Linked DNA regions of Homo sapiens: all the other regions are linked to region 3. The links are chromatin contacts, found by Hi-C or POLR2A ChIA-PET in ENCODE. All regions are on one chromosome and are shown on one strand. Each heading gives the region's core, a stretch centred on a gene start or an enhancer-like site at or near the end of the contact. The rest is flanking DNA. Distances are from core to core; before and after follow the strand shown. Region 1 holds the start of MAP3K4-AS1 (MAP3K4 antisense RNA 1). Region 2 overlaps PRKN (parkin RBR E3 ubiquitin protein ligase). Region 3 overlaps PRKN (parkin RBR E3 ubiquitin protein ligase).

Region 1 (4,103 bases), core at 914-3,413, 450 kb after region 3:
ATATACACCATGGACTACTACTCAGCCATGAAACAACGAAATAATGGCAACTGCAGCAACTTGGATGGAGCTGGAGGCCATTACTCTAAGTGAAGTCACTCAGGAATGGAAAACCAAACATCGTATTCACTTATAAGTGAGAGCTAAGCTAGGAGGATGCAAAGGCGTAAGAATGATATAATGGACTTTGAAGACTCGGGGGAAGGCTCAGAGCGGGGTGAGGAATAGACTACATATTTGGTACAGTGTACATTGCTTGGGTGACAGGTGCACCAAAATCTTAGAAATCACCACTACAGAACTTATCCATGTAACCAAAAAACACCTGTACCCCAAAAACTATTGAAAATAAAATAAAAAAGAAAATTGTAAAAAAAAAAAAGAGGTGGCATTTCACACATTTTGAACACGTACACTGAGCTCCTCTAAAATGGTTAAAAAAAAAAGTTCAAATGAACAACTGGATAGACCCCCTACATCTTTTACCAAAGATCTACAGTAATTCTGTCAGAGGTCAGTTCTATGTATTGAAGAGCAGGTGGTGACAACGAGGACATAAAAAAGAGAAAACAACAGCTTTGTCAAGTAATCTGTTTTACAGATTTTTCTATTGTAAAATTAACTGCAATGTTGCTAAGAAAAATATTGAGATCTTCTTGTTCCGTACACTGCTGTTCACTTACAGTTGGATGAAACCCATTATCCTGACCTATTTTTATTATAACACAGACAGAAGCCTGACTGAAAAGTCAAGTTTTTTTTTTTTTTTACCACTGAAGCAGCAGTCATTTTTGCAGCACATTTTCATTTCTCTGCCCTTCTCGCTTTTACCTAAGAATGCTCATGTCCATTTCTTTCCGGAGTAGGGTTATACAGAATTCTAATTTCTGATCCGCCCATTTGGATAATGAATTCTTCATGGTGGTTAAAGACATGGGCTGTGCAGCCAGACCTTTCTTCATTACCAGCTGTGAAACCCTGGACAAGATACTTAAACTGTGTGCCTCAGTTTCCTCATCTGTCAAAAAGAGAGTATAACAGGACCTACCTCATAGAGTTGTTGAAAAGATTAAATGGGTTAATAGAAATAAAGACAATGGCCTATTTTAACCGTTAAGTGTTCACTATTAATTTTAAAGAAAAAGGTATCAAAATTGCTCGAAAACTGATCCGTTAACAAATTTATAATAAACTTTCTGACAAAATTTCTAAAAATACTAGATGTATTCAAAAGGAACCAAAGGAATTCTCATTACACCCTGTACCATTATTCAGAGAAGTTGTTCCTTAGAAGTACCCAGAACTATCTCAGAATTAAAAGAGGCAACTAATTTCTTCACAGCTTATAAAAATAAAACAAATTTGTTTGGGCCAACTGAATGATGACAAGCAAGAATATGGCTCCTGTGTTCAGTTCTAACTACAGTTACAGGTGTGAATTTTCTTTAAGCAGGAAAAAGAGGACACTTTACTGCCTTATTCCTAGAACCATAGAGCAAGACCATAAGATGCCAAGAGGAGCTGCCGAGGTATTTTCATTACAGGGGACAGGGGGCAGCAGTTTGCAAGTTTACTCTGGGATGCAAAGGACAGGGAGTAAGAGGACATTTGAACATACAAACATAGGCACGTAAAAAGAGGGAAATTCTCAGTTATGGTGAGTTTGTTCTCTCAATTAAAAAAAAAATAAAGACATAAAAATAAGTTAATAGAGTATGGAAGAAAAAGCAACAAATGCTTTGGTTACCGAAGTTCCACCTTAGAGCTTCCTGCAGTAGCAAAGTTTTAGACAAATGAATCCTTACTTTTGTGCACGTGTGAGCAACAATCTGCACAATACTAGCACTAAAGGACAGTAAGGGGCCCTCAGAACAGGAAAGCAACGTATCTGTCTGCATAGTCTAAGTGCAATTTCTCACGGAAGAGATGACAGGCATTCTCTGGAGCGGGCAAAAGGAGAGGAGGAGGAGAACGCGGGGAAATAGCCAGTACGCACTCGATTTCCGAATGTCTCTTTTACTCGAATGAGGGCAGAGGGGAGGGACCACTTTCGTTCAGTAATGATGAGAGGCACTTCAGTGAGGCCACTCTTCCGAAGCTAGCGGCAGGGGAGGCAGCCGCACTCTGCTCCCAGCCCCCGCAACGTTGAGGGTGAGCTGGGGGAGTCTACAAGGGAAGGGGAGCCGGCAACACGCTCGAGCGGAACCCTGCGGAGCTGCAACCCCGGGAGGAGTCGCCGGACAGACTCAGACGCGGTCCCCTGGGACCCAGGGATGCACCGCGCCCCTCCCGCCCCAGCCTGCAGAGACTGGATGCTTCCCTCCCCACCTGGCGGGAAGCAGAGGCCCTCGGGCCCGACCGAGTTCGGGCCAGGACCCGCCCCGCTTTCTGCGAGCGACCGACTGCGGCCGCCACACTCACCTCGCCGCCAAGCAGCACTCGGGTTCTGACTCGGTCTCGGGTTCCGGTGGCGGTGGTGGCGGCGGCGGCGGTGGCGGCGGCTCCTCCATGGCGGCGGCAGGCGTGACGGCAAAGGCGGGAGGAGGGACCAGCGCGGCAGCGGCTTCTCTCATCCGTGCACGGAGCCCCGCATGGCCGCGGCGGGCAGTAAGCTGCAGCCTGGCGCGGGGCACCGGAGCCCCGAAGTGCGGGAGTGACTCGACTCCGCCTCCGCCTCTACCCCGCCGCAGGAGCCGTGCGCGCCGCGGCCATCTTGGAAACGGCGACCGGCCGAGCGCCGGGGCTACGGTGGGCGGCGAGGGACAAGCCTCCCAGATCGGCGGCGGTGGCGGCGGCGGCGGCGGGCGCCGGAATGCGACCGGACGGGGGCGGAGACGGCGGCAGGGAGGGGCGGGGAGCGCCGTCAAGTGTCGGCGCGATTCGGTCCTGGAGCCGGGTCTCGCCAGCTCGCCCGGTGTCGCCCCGGCCGGTGGCAGTGGGGGACTGTGGAGCGGAGCCGGGCTGTGCAGCGGGCTGGGAGCTCGAGGCTTCCCAGGCGGTCGTCGGTCTGGGAGGGACGCTGGGTAGGGCCGATGAGCGGGGCGGGCGCGACGCTATGAGCCCGGCCGGAGTCGCCGCCCAGGGACCTGCCACCCGGATCCCACCTTCCAGGAGGACGGACGTCACCCAGACGCTCGCAACTCCGGTCTCTTGACAGCGCAGCCTTCCACAGGCTCGAATTTTTAAGACTTGACATAAAGTCTCCGGAATTCCAGATTATTAAAGTGACCCCCTCATTTCAACCCGGCAAAACTTCTCACCCCAGTGTCATAAGATTCGATAGCGATCTCCCAGAAACTTGGACTGGAATGCTCCTACACTGAGGGGATGGGGGGAAGAAGAAATGCTAAAGATTATTTCAGAGTTACAGAAATCCTGTTGAAATTCCAATGCATCGTTTACTCTTAGCGCTGGGGCTTCACAGTTTTTTTTTAAGTTGGAAATATTTACAAAATTTCCCATAGGGTGAAATCCAGAGTTAATCCAAAACCAGAATCTTTTAAAATTAAGTACATTCAAATGTGCAGATTTCTTAAACCTCATTTAGTTGAGCTTTGATAGGTGAAACGCACGTTTTGAACAACTCTGGTAACAAAGAAAAACATTAAATTGATTATAGGTATGTTATATTTAAAGACCAGTTGTGAAATTAGCTATATTGTGCTCAAAGTATGTTACTGACATTTCTCCGTCGTTAAAAGGAACTGCTCCATTCTAGTTTTTTATAATAGTCTGTATTATGTATATAGCCTGATAGTGCTGAATTTCTGAATTGACCTTCATCTTATTTACTCAATAATATTCATTTGACAAATACTTATTAAGTGCATATATGTGTCAGGAACTGTACTAGATGCTGAGGATATAGCAGTAAGCGCAACAGACCAAGCTAACAGCTTAGTAAAGGGTGAGGTAAAACAAAACAAAAAAGTATTCAAAAAAATAAACTAATTTTTATCTTAATTTAAAAAATTACAAATTTTTAAAAATCACAAATTGGTATCCATGTATAATTCATTTCCGTGCATTTTCTTGTGTGAAGAAAGCTCAGTAAAAGTATTTCTTAGGTTTCTGTAATTCTAGTTCTCTACTCGATTTTCTTC
Region 2 (4,492 bases), core at 1,886-4,385, 480 kb before region 3:
TCCTTGTCATTCTAAGTGTTCACCACTCCCATTTACTTAGAGGTAGACTCTCCGTAACTTTCAAACAGAACAGTTCGTTTTGAAAAGTTCCTAAAATAGATTACAGAACTTACTTCAGCTTCTACTGCACCGTTTACTAGCTGAGTGGTTTAGAGAAAGCTATTTGACCTCTCTCAGCTCCAATGTTCTTAATTTTAAATTGGGAATAATAAATACAAACCTTAAATGAGTCTCGTGGGGAGGAGACGAGACATATAAAGAGTTCAGCACAGTGTCTGGCATGTGGTAAGTGCCTAGTAAAGCATAGTAGCTGCCCTTATTTTCTTCATCATCAACTAGCAAAGAAGGAGGATGTCTTCCATGTTGTTTGTTTGTTTGTTTTATCCCCATTGAATCTCCTAAACATCATTCATATTGTGATTGGATTTAAATCTTGGCAGGGACACTTGACATCTGGGAATAAGTTCAATTGTATCTTTAATGCACTTAGTTACAACTCCATGTAACTGAAAGTTACACTAATGAAGTATAAAATGGATCTTCCTTTAGATATCAGTTTGTATATAAATAGGAGTTTCTAAAGACATTTTTTTTTCTTTTGAGATGGAGTCTCACTCTATCGCCCAGCGTGGAGTGCAGTGGCACGATCTCAGCTCGCTGCAACCTCCACCTCCCGGGCTCAAGCGATTCTCTTACCTCAGCCTCCTGAGTAGCTGGGATCACAGGCGCCCGCCACCACACCCGGCTAATCTTTTGTATTTTTAGTAGAGACGGGATTTCACCCTGTTAGCCAGGATGGTCTCCATCTCCTGACCTCATGATCCGCCTGCCTCTGCCTCCCAAAGTGCTGGGATTACACACCTGAACCACCGCACCTGACCTCTAAAGACATTTTTAAACAACATTTCTATAAAGTCAAAGATGCAATTCTATCATATTGAAAAAGTGTAATTTTATATTAGCCCATCATAAATTGTTTTATATTTGGATTTTGTGGTATTTAAATTTGTATGCATAATCTTTATATAAGGAAAAATTTGGGAAAATTTTCATTCATAAGCCTGTAAAGCATTTTCACTTTAGTCATTCATTAGAATTTTAATATGTTTCCTTCCTCTGGATTCACCAAAAAACAACAACAACAATATTTTTTTCCCAGCAAGTCTTAACATTTGACCTCAACAGTGATGCCAGGTGAATTCTGGGCATGTTCCCAGCCTCCCCACGGGCAGCCGTGGTTCTTGTTTGTGGAGGGACTCTCTCCCCTAGTTTACTCACAGGGTACTTCCACAGTTTACATTTTCACTGAAATAGATTATCTCATCTTCCTGCCTGTTAACTGTGTTTGAAAAGCAAATCGAATGTTGAATTTAATGCTGTGGAGATGGTGAGAAACTGCTCAGAACAATTAATTCCCTCATTTTTTTTAACAGCTTAAAAACTAGCTTGCTTGAAGTTTCACATGGCATGCAAACACTTTCCCTGGGCAGTGGGGAATGGGTGTTGAGCCCCTGAAGAATGAGTCACCTTTTCTGCTCTTAACCTATCTGGACTTCCCCTGAAAAATCAATTGTCAGCCGAGTTTGGGAAAATTATTTCGGCCATTAGACTCTGAAATTCATTCTGAATTCTGAATTACTGAAATTCATTTATAGATTCAGTGAGTAGTTATTAAAATCTTGCTGTGTGTCAGGCACTATGCTGAATACTAGCCTTTCAAAATTGACCAAGTCAGACTTAGTCACTGTGGAAAAGACATTAAACGCAAACTAGGAGGAAACAAATAGAAAATACTTCCAGTAAATTATAGTAGGTCATTTTAATGCAGGGTACCTAAGCACACAGTCTGGGCCATTGGATTCATATTTGAGGATCAGTGAGGCCTTCCTGGAGTGTGTGAGGTTAAAGATGAGGCCCGAGAAGTGATTGGTGATGATGGTAGTGTGATAGGGGCAGTAAGTAGATTTTGAATGCTTACTTTTTCCTAGGTATTCTTTAGCTCTTGACCTAAAATATCTGACTTTAACCCCACAATAAATCCCAGGAGACAGTTTCTTTTTCTAATCCCATTTCACAGACGAGGAATCTGAGCCCCAGAGAGGTTAAGTAACTTCCCCATTGTCCCATAACTACGAAGCGCCAGAGCCTGGATTCAAGTCCAGACACAGAAACAATAGTGAACTCAGCTGAGGAAAGAGAATGGGAAAAATGCTTGAAAGGCAGGGGCTGTGTGTACAAAGCAATGGAGGATAGCAAGGAATGGCCGTTTCTTTCCTAGGCAAAGTACAAAGAGTACCAGGCAGACAGGGAAAGAGGAAGCCAGGTGGGCCACGTTCTGAAGGGTCTCGCAAGTTCCATTCAGAATCTGCACCAGCTGAACTTCGTGATTGTACTGCAGTTACCTAACAGTGTCCTCCTCCTTAGGAGGCACTAAACAATTAGGGGGTAAAGGATCGTGATGTTTGCAAATTACTCTCTAAGAACTCAGACGCTACATAGCAACAATAACAATACAGTTATACATATAGTAATAACTATGTTATATTCATTATATGTAAGTAGAGACAGAAAGAGGAAATCTCACAAAATTGATAACAAGTGGTTAACCTAGGTGAAGAACAGTTTTTTGTACAATTTTAATAACTTTTTATGAGTTTGCAATATTTTGCAAATAAAAAGAAGAGGAGGAGGAATCTACTTTATTTTATTTATTTATTTATTGAGGCAGGGTGTGATCAGAGCTCACTGCAGCCTCCACCTCCCGGGTTCAAGCAATTTTTCCACCTCAGCCTCCCTGGTAGCTGGGACTACAGGCGTGTGCCACCATGCCCAGTTAATTTTTGTATTTTTAGTAGAGACAGGGTTTCACTGTGTTGGCCAGGCTGGTCTCAAACTCCTGACCTCAGGTGATCTGCCCCACTTAGCCTCCCAAAGTGCTGGGATTATAGGCATGAGCCCCGGCACTGGCCCCCAACTGCAGAATCTACTTTATATGTGTGATGGGGATTCACTCAGTGGAGGATTGTATGCTATGGAGTGACCTGAGGAAATGTACACTTGAAGGTGTGGGAAACAAGCTGCTGAGATCAGGAACAGGGAGGCCACATGGGAGGATCCTCCAGCCATGCTGCAAGATGCCTGCCAGCCTGGAGGGAGCTGTGACCTGGTGTCCATAGGTGGCAGCACCAGGACATAACGTCAGCATAGTGAGTCATGGTTTTGTTTAAACTGCAATTGTGAAATATGATCACAGCATAAGAACATGCATTTTTTATGAGTTAATTGAGTCTAATTTTTAATTAGTTAATTGAGTTTGCTATAAAATCCAAGATGTATGAAAATTAAAAACAAAACTCCAACTTCTCCAAAACCTTCTCTTTATTTTTTAGGCTTATGCTGGCTTCTTTATTCTTAGACTCCTGTAATCATTGCCTGTATTTCCAGAATTCAGATCTCATTACAGGTTACATGGTATCCAAACATGAGTAATGCATACTTTGGAACTTTTTAATGGCAACTTAATGCTGACCTATGTTAGTTACTCCATTTCATGTAGGAATTACCTCATGTACTTATATTATATCCCCACAAATAATTTATGAAATTCTGGTTCAGCACCTAGGTAATTAAGCAAATTTACTTATATGTATGTGCACGTGTACAAATATAAGTATATATACACACACATATGTATTTCCCCCTTCCCTTAACAGATTTCTAATATGAGAGAAAAAAGTAAACTAATATTTGTTTGCATGCAATGTGAGAAATGATAGACATCCATTTTGCATACCAGGGCAAAACAATGGAACCTCTGAATCAGACTGTAAGTAAGGTGGCTGAAAGTGGGGACACACTGAGGGGTCAGGAAAATATTTTTCAAAACCATAAGACGTAATAGGAATTTTAAAAGACAAGCAGGAAATAGCTAGAACAAGGAAGAGAAGTGAGGCCTTCTGTAGAAGTTGACACTCTGCCAATTTCATCTTCTGCATTTGACAACAGGGGGTTTATTGGAGTCTCTTTTGTTTGAATCCTGAGTGGCAACAAAATGGTAATAATGTATTACTTGCCTTATTGTATGTAACTTAATTTTCTGGGCTTTTTAAACATGAATTGGAATTAGATGCAGGATTCCCTGTTGTTTTTGAGAAATTCAGTCAATGTTTCTCAGATTTAACCAATTGAGGCTGACATCTGCCTTGTAGCATCCCAGAGAATCCACTTTCTCTGGTAATTGAAATGTTGTTCTACAAGAGAGGTTGAAAAGTTCCTTCTATCTGCTTTCACTTCAGTTGTCAGCCTATCCTGTGCTACTTGTGTTCCCACTAAGATTTAGGAGTGGCTCAGAGGATGACGTTCTACCAAATTTCAACACAGTGACTGGCTGGCAAGTTAGTGAACTTCACCATCCTATAGCTACAGGCTACACTGATGATGATTTTCCTTTACGGGTGAAGCAGGAGGTCATTTGAGTGCAGTAAGGTGTTGT
Region 3 (4,462 bases), core at 493-2,992:
ATCTTTCTCTTTGTCTTTCAGCTGACATTTTAGTCTTAAATTTTCTAGGGACACCTTCAGTTCAGCCTCTTATCACATTAGACTCTTATTTGTATTCTGGAGAGATGCTGGTCTTTAATATTCTCGAAGACAAATAAAGAACCCTCAGAAAACCCAGGGCCATTCTACTTTCTACCTTCAGTCCTGAATGATGTCAGGGAGCTCTCAGGACCTTCAGGTGGCATTGGAAATATCTCTTGGGTTTGGAAAGGGCAATTTAGATCCAAGCAATCTCAGAATGCATTTGTGATAGATATGTTATGAATTTTTACTGCCTCACCTCTTCACTTCCTCCCTGTCTGCGAGGTAGAACTAGGATTTTCTTATCCATTTCCAGCAACTCCCAGACCCCTGGTGAGGGAACCCTCTGTGTCTGCCGACCATGTCTTTGCAGAACAATTCAATCTATCCCGAGAGGCAGCCTCCCAGAGGCAGCAATGGGGAAATGCCAGGCTTCTCAACCTCCGTGTCAGCATTCTTGATATTTGGGGTGGGATAATCCTTTGTCAGGGGGACTGTTCTTTGCATTGTAGGATGTTTAGCAGAGTCTCTGGCCTCTGTCTGCTAGACACCAGTGGCACTCTGTAGTGTGACAGTGAAAAATGTCTCCAGACATTGTCAACTGAGAACTTCTGACATAATGGGAAGGGTAAAAACTTAGGGCCAGGCCAGGCGCAGTGTCTCACACCTGTAATCCCAGCACTTTGGGAGGCCGAGACGGGCGGATCACGAGGTCAGGAGATGGAGAGCATCCTGGCTAACACGGTGAAACCCCGTCTCTACTAAAAATACCAAAAAAAATTAGCCGGGCGTGGTGGTGGGCGCCTGTAGTCCCAGCTACTCAGGAGGCTGAGGCAGGAGAGTAGCATGAACCCGGGAGGTGGAGCTTGCAGTGAGCCGAGATCGCGCCACTGCACTCCAGCCTGGGCGGCAGAGTGAGACTCCGTCAAAAAAAAAAAACAAAAAACAAAACAAAACAAAAAACAAAAAAACCTAGGCCCAAAATACTGATGCTCGAATCTCAGCTCTACTGGGACGACCTTGACCAAGTCTATCTGAGCTCATAGTACCTGCCCCACGAGATTGCTTGCATAATTAAACTCAATGATGTGGTAGCTTTCAGTACATGTTTATTGAAGCCAAATCTCTTATCATCTGTTTTCTTAATTAATGGCAAGAATTACGTTCAGATGCGCAGTAAGCAATAAAAAAAAATCTAGCTTCCTTGTTTCACCAAAGGTACACTTCTAGCTCTTTGGCACAAACCGGTTTAGTTCAGTGTAGATGGAATCGCTCGGAGATCTGGCTTCATCACGGGAGAGAGGACATTTCACTTCTGGTGGTATCTCTCTTGTACCCGTTGAGAGCTGCTCCCACGCAGTTAATGGCGCCCAGATAATTACAGACGGAGCTGCCTTCGGGTTGTAAACAGAGCTTTGGGTGATTGCACACTGCCATTTATCCGGCCTATTTGCATTCGTACTTATTTGCATTTCTACATCTCCCACAGCTGACACTTGTTTTTTCATTTTGTGATTCCAAAGCACTTTTCTGATTACCCTGTGCCTGCTAGGAGTGCTCCCCATCAGGCGAGGGATGCAGCCTCCTTCCCGGCTCTGCCCTCTTGATTTCCTCCATGTTTTTGGAGGGAGGCCAGTTGTTGGGAGACCGCATCTGCCGTGAGCCCGGGACTAATGAGTCATTGTTCTTCTGAGAAGCCCGTTGGCGTCAGCTTCCTTTCAGCTGCGGCATCGCAGGACCTTGTCTGCCTTTTCCTCCGGGTTACACCTGGGACCTGCTGCATTATGTTACTATGACAAGGGTCACCTTACTTTCTCTTTTCGAAAGTGAGATTGACTTTCCTTCTGTTTCTGAAAGAAATGCGACTTAAAATTTGAGTCTGTAGCAATCAGCTTGAGATAGCCTACTCTGAAACTGCTAAAAGAACAGTTTCCATTTAAGAATTTAGCTGCAGTGCTGAGAACATACAACCCCTACCTTTTTAAGCCTCTCATGTGCTTATATTTCTTAAACAAAATGGCTATGTCTATTCCTTGCTTTCAGTAAAAGGCATACTCGTCAGTTTAATAAAATGTATGTTAATTTTCCTAAGCCAATTTACAAGCAGCATTGGTCAAATAGCTACATGCGGGATGATCACCCGAATATCTAATAATGATAGAGCACTTAACGGTTTACTAATTCCTTAACAACATCCATCATCTATTTTTCGATTTTCTTCTCTCTCTCGGTTTCCACATGACCCATGCATTGAAAGATTTAGATTTCCTATTTCGCCGAATTGTACTGTTTTCCCTTCCCTTCTGAGTGAAAGTAAGAAAACCTATGAGTTTAAAGTATGTCTTCTGCCCTACATGCTGTATGTAAAATTTAACAGAATTCAGCCGGGCGCAGTGGCTGATGCCTGTAATCCCAGCACCTTGGGAGGCTAAGGTGGGCGGATTACGAGGTCAAGAGACAGAGACCATCTTGGCCAACATGGTGAAACCCCATCTCTACTAAAAATACAAAAAATAGCTGGGCGTGGTGGTGTGTGCCTGTAGTTCTAGCTCCTCAGGAGGCTGAGGCAGGAGAATCACTTGAACCCAGGAGGCGGAGGTTGCAGTGAGTCGAGATCACGCCATTGCAATCCAGCCTGGAGACAGAGCAAGACTCTGTCTCAAAAAAAAAAAAAAAAAAAAATTAACAGAATTCTCCCTGTAAGTGAATTTGTAAGAAAACAAGAACATTGACTATTCCATTTAATAACAAAACTTCTGGGACAGACCAGCTCCCTCAGTGGATTAGTTAAATGATGTGCAGATTATATTAACCCATGGAATATAGCATCACGGACCCACATACCATCATCCTGACTTAGTACGACTCACACCAGCTCTGTATTTAAACGGATGAGGATAGATGTGGGCTCATATAATTACTGTGTCAATTACAAGGGAAGAATAAACAAATGTTTACCAATCAAGTAGTCACCAGCAACCTGCCTTTGGTAGATATACTAGTGTTCCTATTTGGGGAAAGGTATTATTTATTTTAATAGTTGCATAATGGTCACTTTCAAAATATGCCTTTGACTACGTTATGCTTATTTTCTGCATGTCACAGACTAGCCCTGCTTAGGTGAGCTTAGTAGATACACTAATGTTACTACTTTGAGAAAGGCATTATTTAATATTCCTTTCAGGAACACATTAATATACGATGTCAGAATTATGATGCTTGGTTTTTATACACAGCCTGTCCCAGCTCAGGTGAGGTCACATCCCTTGGCCATACCTGTGTAAAAAGCCAAAGGGGGCCCCTTTTCCAGACAGCAACCAGCCTAGCCCAGGCTCCCCTGCCTTGTGGCATCCACGCCACCAGTCACTGCCAAAGCGCATACAGGAGTCCCCGCTTATCCATGGTTTCGATTCCTGCAGTCTCTGGTACTCACAGTCAACCGAGGCCCGAAGATATTAAATGGAAAATACCAGCTCAACACTTCCTAAGTTTTAAATTGCTCACTGTTCTGAGTTGTGCGATGAAATCTCACACCCTCCCACCTGGATGTGGATCCTCCCTTTGTCTGGCATCTCCACGCTGTAGACACCACGCGCCCAGAAGTCACTTAGTAGCCATCTGGGATAGCAGAGCTATAGATCACAAGAAGAAGGATGAGCGCAGGACAATGAGATATTTAGAGAGAGCGGGAGTCCACATTCACGTAGCTTGTGTCGTGGTCCTCGCACCATTATACCTGCTCTGCTGTAGCACTGTTGTGAATGTCTTACTTTGCTTAATTTATAAGTTAAGCTTCGTAATAGGCATGTATGTGTAGGAAAAAACAGCATATATAGGGTCGGTACTACCCGTGATTTCAGCATACACTGAGGGTCTGGGAACGTATCCCCCTTGGATAATGGGGGTGACTGTGATGGTAACAGAAGCATCCTAGTTGTTATTTTCATAGGCACTGCTACCAAGCTTGTAAACCTCTTCACTGTACCCAGTAGTGAGACAGAGCTGCAGAGGGTGACCGGTCTCCCTAAGTGAATACCAGGTGGAACCTAACACATAGAGAGAGAGGAAAGGCCAATTTCAGACACTGAAAGCTACTCTTACAGATACAGACATTTCAATAGCCAGGAGACCCTGAGGAATGGCTCTTAATCCAGGTGGCCTGTGTATAGACATGCCTGCAAGTAGCCAACCAGGATAATAAGAGTCATCCCCCGGAAGGGATGAGGTCAGAGCAGGAGTTTCAATTTGACCCACGTTCCCATCATGCCTTTCTCTCTTTCTCTCCCATCCTCACTTCCAAATCACAGCCATTCACCCAAGCAGTTCATGAATGCAGGAACCTACCAGGACATTACAAATCATTAAAAATTTAACCCTCCCAGGGAGCAATTACAACTCCAAA

Evidence for each region. A loop is a pair of places that touch in the nucleus more often than their neighbours do. ChIA-PET counts read pairs that join two places held with the same protein, here RNA polymerase II (POLR2A). Pooled maps may share reads with other maps.
Region 1: a pooled map shows a loop between it and region 3 (2.5-fold over the local background). The contact joins the promoter of MAP3K4-AS1 here to the enhancer-like site in region 3. A Hi-C loop is called at or near these places in 3 of 50 pooled maps. POLR2A ChIA-PET finds 5 or more read pairs at or near these places in 2 of 52 experiments (Caco-2 and activated T-cell).
Region 2: a pooled map shows a loop between it and region 3 (2.2-fold over the local background). The contact joins two enhancer-like sites. A Hi-C loop is called at or near these places in 1 of 168 maps with a recorded cell type or tissue (heart left ventricle) and 4 of 50 pooled maps. POLR2A ChIA-PET finds 5 or more read pairs at or near these places in 1 of 52 experiments (activated naive CD4-positive, alpha-beta T cell).

Annotation. Positions count from the first base shown.
Region 1 is chr6:160,990,402-160,994,504 of GRCh38, reverse strand. It overlaps MAP3K4-AS1 (MAP3K4 antisense RNA 1), which reads left to right and starts at 2,163. Exons shown (of 1, transcript NR_174962.1): 1 at 2,163-4,103. MAP3K4 (mitogen-activated protein kinase kinase kinase 4) reads right to left here and starts at 2,736. Exons shown (of 27, transcript NM_005922.4): 1 at 2,422-2,736. The coding sequence starts at 2,573. RefSeq lists silencers at 1,931-2,060, 1,974-2,268, 2,731-3,060 and enhancers at 2,329-3,198, 3,151-3,220, 3,241-3,300.
Region 2 is chr6:161,921,679-161,926,170 of GRCh38, reverse strand. All of the region lies in intron 6 of PRKN (parkin RBR E3 ubiquitin protein ligase), which reads left to right. Among named protein-coding and RNA genes, the nearest start is that of LNCR-SMAL, 310 kb to the left of the region's middle. Within about 2 kb of position 3,135, at least 4 of the 41 ENCODE cell types and tissues checked have a DNase peak (open chromatin) inside an H3K27ac peak, as active enhancers do.
Region 3 is chr6:161,436,496-161,440,957 of GRCh38, reverse strand. All of the region lies in intron 9 of PRKN (parkin RBR E3 ubiquitin protein ligase), which reads left to right. The region is part of intron 1 of LOC124901456 (a long non-coding RNA gene); the gene reads right to left. Among named protein-coding and RNA genes, the nearest start is that of AGPAT4, 160 kb to the right of the region's middle. Within about 2 kb of position 1,742, at least 13 of the 41 ENCODE cell types and tissues checked have a DNase peak (open chromatin) inside an H3K27ac peak, as active enhancers do.